Linked DNA regions of Homo sapiens: region 1 is linked to region 2. Evidence: chromatin loops called from intact Hi-C (ENCODE). Cell type or tissue: Caco-2. All regions are shown on one strand.

Evidence for each region. Peaks named below come from ENCODE experiments on the same cell type or tissue, not always from the same donor. Only the 100,000 strongest peaks of a DNase experiment are listed, where the experiment ranks them.
Region 1: it touches region 2 in a loop (3-fold over the local background); 15 of 110 quality-filtered maps call a loop at or near these places.

Annotation. Positions count from the first base shown.
Region 1 is chr5:132,271,443-132,273,942 of GRCh38, forward strand. PDLIM4 (PDZ and LIM domain 4) reads left to right here. Exons shown (of 7, transcript NM_003687.4): 5 at 1-24; 6 at 349-466; 7 at 583-2,012. The coding sequence ends at 787. Among named protein-coding and RNA genes, the nearest start is that of PDLIM4, 15 kb to the left of the region's middle. RefSeq lists enhancers at 674-1,175, 1,176-1,675 and a silencer at 1,470-1,559. In Caco-2, a CTCF peak has its summit at 1,465 (motif pointing right); a DNase peak (open chromatin) is centred at 1,489.
Region 2 is chr5:132,385,597-132,388,096 of GRCh38, forward strand. It overlaps SLC22A5 (solute carrier family 22 member 5), which reads left to right. Exons shown (of 10, transcript NM_003060.4): 5 at 1,429-1,555. Among named protein-coding and RNA genes, the nearest start is that of MIR3936HG, 17 kb to the left of the region's middle. RefSeq lists enhancers at 22-351, 845-894, 1,035-1,244. In Caco-2, a CTCF peak has its summit at 1,156 (motif pointing right); a DNase peak (open chromatin) is centred at 1,135.

The DNA of each region.
Region 1 (2,500 bases), 110 kb before region 2:
GCATGCTAGAGGCCGGCGAGGGCGGTAAGACGCCTGCCACCTGTCCCCATCTGCCTTCCCACTCCCTGCAGTGCCCAGGTTGCCCCCTAGCGACCCCACGTCCCGCCTCGCAGTCACCTGCCCTCTTCGGTCTCTGCGGCCCGGTCCCACGCCCTTGCTACAACCTTGCTACGCCCTGGCTTCCCGATTCCCTCTCCACCCCCTGTCGCTGCCCCTCACCCCACGCCCGCCAAACCCGTTCCCCAGTCTCGGGTGCCGATGGCCCGTCTGGCGCCCAACCAAACACCCCGCAGAAATGGAGTTCTGACCTCCTCACCCCGTTCATGCCACCTACGCTCCGGGTTTCAGGGGATTGGCCCGGGCCTGGCGGCCCCCGGAACCTCAAGCCCACGGCCAGCAAGCTGGGCGCTCCGCTGAGCGGCCTGCAGGGGCTGCCCGAGTGCACGCGCTGCGGCCACGGCATCGTGTGAGTAACCGCCCCCGCTGCCCCTCCCGGACCCTAGCCTTCCAGGGCCCTGGATGCGGGCGCAGTCGTGAACCCATCAGTCACTCGACGCTGTCCTGTCTCGTTCCCCCCATCAGGGGCACCATCGTCAAGGCACGGGACAAGCTCTACCATCCCGAGTGCTTCATGTGCAGTGACTGCGGCCTGAACCTCAAGCAGCGTGGTTACTTCTTTCTGGACGAGCGGCTCTACTGTGAGAGCCACGCCAAGGCGCGCGTGAAGCCGCCCGAGGGCTACGACGTGGTGGCGGTGTACCCCAATGCCAAGGTGGAACTCGTCTGAGCTGGGACCCTGCTCCCACGCCTGCTTCTTAAGGTCCCTGCTCGGCCGGTGTAAATATGTTTCACCCTGTCCCTCTAATAAAGCTCCTCTGCTCCACCTTGAACCTGTCACCTGGCCTGCCACCCTCCTGCGCAGGCCATGCATGGCTCCCGAGTACAGTAGTATCTGCTTAGGTGCCAGGCATGTCCTAGGCTCTGGGTGCAGTAGTGAGCAGGACGGGTACCATGCTGCCCTGAAGGGGGCCACAGCCTGGGTGGAAGGCAGACCTGAATCACAACGGGCCAGCTCTAGTAATACGAAGGTGAGGTCTGGGATGCTGCGTGCGGCGCGACGACAGGAGGTATGACCTGGGTGGGGTCAGGGAAAGTCTTAGCTGAGAACTAAGAGATGAGGGAGGCACAAACTCTGCACGGGGGAACTGTGTGTGCAAAGGTGAGCTGGGGGCGAGAAAGGCCTCTGTGGCCGTCATCGGCACTAGCGGGTTGGGGGTGGTGGTGGGGTGCTGGCAGCCTCAGGAGCGATCGCTCCCCTGGAGAGGGTGATTGAGTGTGGAGATCACCGGGGCCGCCGCGGGCCGTCTGCACTTCTGTTCCAGGTTTTTCTGGCATTTTCTGTTCCAGGTTTCTTCCACCCACGAGCACTTTATTCTCCTCCGAGACCCCCTTTTCTTCCCCTTCCTCTCTCCCCCACCAGGGGGCGCGCTTAAATTTCCAGACAGAGACCAGAAGGAAGGTTTAGAAAGAAAAGAACACTTGCCCAGGGCAGCTTTGCCCTCCAAGAGGCTCCCTCCTGTCTCTAAGTCAATTCCACCCCTCCTCGAAGTCCCGGCTTCCACCCCTCTCCTCAGAGTCCCGGCGTTTACCTCGTGGTGTGTTTGCCTTGGGCCTTTCATGCCCCGGCTGCACACATCGTCTGTGAATTGTGGCTGTTCACTCCCGAGGATGTGTCCTAGACTCCGGGTCGCGTGGATCTACCCTCTAGTTTACTTGCTCGGGAGAAGAAACTGACTCGTTTTATTTAGTGCCTATTTAGCGAGCCCAGAGTAACGTACATTTGTGCTGTTTTCAATTTTGTGCTATCGCAAATCACAAAAAAACTGTTATCAATTCACATTCATCATCAGCACGAGACCCATTTCCTTGTGCTCCTGCCAGCTCAGGATATTATGTTTCTTTTTTCATTTTTGCCAGTCTGTTAAGTAAAATGTCATATGCGTTTGTTTTAATTTGCATTTCTCTGATTACCAGTGATGAACATTCAGTTTTTGAGCATTTATGGTGTGTTTGCTGGGTGCCTAGCACTAAGGGAACAGAGTGGTCCTCACTCTCAAAAGAGCAGTTCTTGTGTAAGTTACCCCAAACCCTTCATGATTTTTTTCCAAGGCTTATTTAACTTCTTCTTAATGATTGGTAGGAACTTTTCCTAATTTTGTACGAATCTTTGTTACTGGATTCTGGTCATCTGATCTATTTCCCTGTTAATGTATAATTACTACTGTGTTGGAGTTTAATAGCCAATCTCTCCTCCTTGTTGGTCATTTACAAACCTGTCAAAGCTATTCCTCTACATTTCCAGTTGTCAGAAGTTGAGACTGCATGCCTCAGGCTCTGGAAAAGCAAACCTCTGAACTGTGACCAGGTTGCCCTGAATCTAGGGACTCACTTGGGAAGAACTGGCATTAGTCTTTTCCTCCAGAGAGGACTGTGATCTGCA
Region 2 (2,500 bases):
TCCCAGAGACAGGAAGCATAGATTATAAATTATTTCAGAATGTTTTCTCCACACTCAAAAGAGCCAAAACAAAACAGAATCCCATGACAGCAACAGACTTGCTCTCAGCCCTGTGCTGGGTTGCCCCAAGTGTGGGGAAAAATAGCAGTAGCTGTGAGAAGATGGGGTCCAGCATGCCCTGTAGGAAGTTCCCAAGCCTCAGGGCAGGACAGTGTAGGCCCTAGTTCTGGCTGTGTGCTGCTGAAGCCTCATGCCACAGGCACTGGCACCAAAAGCAAGAGTCCTCAGGGTAGCCACATGGAGGAAGCCAGGCTCCTTCTGCACCACCAAGGTAGAGGAGTTGAACAGGCAGAGAAGAGGCCATTCCAGACCAAGAGGGGAACACTGCAGAGGTGCTAAGGTGGGAATCACCCCTTGCAGGTGGAGAAGGTGAGATCACCAGCCCAAGTGGAGCAGAGAGCATTTCAGGGCATAGTGGGAGAGTAAGCCGCACATCATGGGGCCCAGTCATGACCGAGGGTGGGGGGCGGCTACCTGGTCCCAGCAAGGTGGAAAATAATATCCATAGAGCACTCAAGTGCCTTGATAAACATGCTAATTTTTTTCCTTTTTTTCTTTTCTTTTTCTTTTCTTTTTTTTTCTTTTTTTTTTCTCAGACAAAGTCTCTGTTGCCCAGGCTGTAGTGCAGTGGCGTGATTTCCACTTACTGCAACCTCCGCCTCCCCAGTTCAAGCGATTCTCATGTCTCAGCCTCCCGAGTAGCTGGGACTACAGGTGCCTGCCACCACACTTGGCTAATTTTTTTTGTATTTCTTTGGAGAGACGGGTTTCACTGCGTTGGCCAGGCTGGTCTGGAACTCCTAGCCTCAAATGATCCACCGGCCTTGGCCTCCTAAAGTGCTGGGATTATAGGAGTGAACCACTGCACCTGGCCAAACATGCTATTTTAGGTAGAGTATCTGACTAATCTGTTGGATAAATCAGGGGTAGGGTGAGGAGAGAAGAGAAGCTAAAAGGCCAGTGCAGAAGCTTCTGTTGGTGCCGGGGACAGGGAGGAGAGTGTAGCAGGGCCTGGGCTGACATAGACATGCACAGAAGCCAGGCTTCCGGAGCCCATCTTGCACCCATCTCCTCAGCCCAGCAGATGGCAACACTGCTCTTCAGAAATGGAGGTGGCCAGCCAGCATGGGGATGCCGTCAGGGGGTGCAGGGCTCTCCCATTTTTGTGCGGTGTGGGGTACACATAAGCTCATCCACCCCAGGTTATTGCTGCGTGTGGATCAGCTCTTTGCTTCTGGCTTGTGATCACCAAACATTCCACAAGCTCTGGTTCTGCAACCTTATTCCCACCTATGGCTGTGCTCTACCTGGTCTGTGGGTCTGCTGTTGGCAGGGAGGCCTCACTGAGATTGGACCTTGTACTGCCAGGTTCATCCCTGAGTCCCCCCGATGGCTCATCTCTCAGGGACGATTTGAAGAGGCAGAGGTGATCATCCGCAAGGCTGCCAAAGCCAATGGGATTGTTGTGCCTTCCACTATCTTTGACCCGAGTGAGGTAAGCACCATGTGGGTGTGGGTGAGAGGGACAGACTGACCGTGATTTGAGAGCAGCAGCACCCAGCCCTGAAGTCCTCCCTGCTCACAGCAGCCCAGCCCTCTCTCCGCCCAAGCCCCAACTGCCCATTCCCCCCATCCCCCCACTCCCCACCCCCACACGGGCCCTGTTAACACTCAGAAGTTGAGGAATAGGTTACAGCTGCCTCACTCTTTTCACCACGGGTTTCAGATTTTCATTTTTTACTTCCTTTCTAGGCAATCATATATTTTAACCATTACTTCTAACAATAAATACTCTTTTTGAGTAATAGGCCTTTCATAAAGTCAGCATTTGGGAAAATCATTGTTTCTTATACCTAAGGTGGCTTGTCACCTTACAAAGCTAACCCCAAACGTAAAATGTAAAGCACAAATAGATTTGGAGTTAGAAGTATTTCATCTCTTGAGTATTAGCAATTATTCATTAAAAAGAAAAAAAAAGTGTTTAGTCTCTTTCTGCCCTCCAATGGTTAATTATTGCATATCATCTTGGAGTCAGGTCCTTTTTGATGTCCACCTCTTCCCCCTACCCCACCCCTCCCGTCAGCCCTGTTCTCACACACCATGACTCATTTCTTGGCTCTACCTAGTTCCTGGTTCTTGCTTTTCCTTCCCGTTCCCTCTCCTACCATCTCTGTAGCAGGCAGTTTTCCTTGGTCTCGTGACTATGAGAGGTTAGAAGCTGTAAATGCTGCCTGGTGGGGTTCTGGAATGTGTCTGTGGTCTGACTGGAAGATGAGGGGTTGGGTGTGGGAACAGCCACAAGCAGCCCTGCTGAAGTGTGAGAGGCAGGCATGGTTGGGCTTGGAAAAGAGGGAACAGTTATTGTAGACAGCGGAGGCCAATGGCCACTGCCAGCCCTGCAGACTTCCCAGTGAGTGGTGGCCCAGCAGCCACTGTCAGC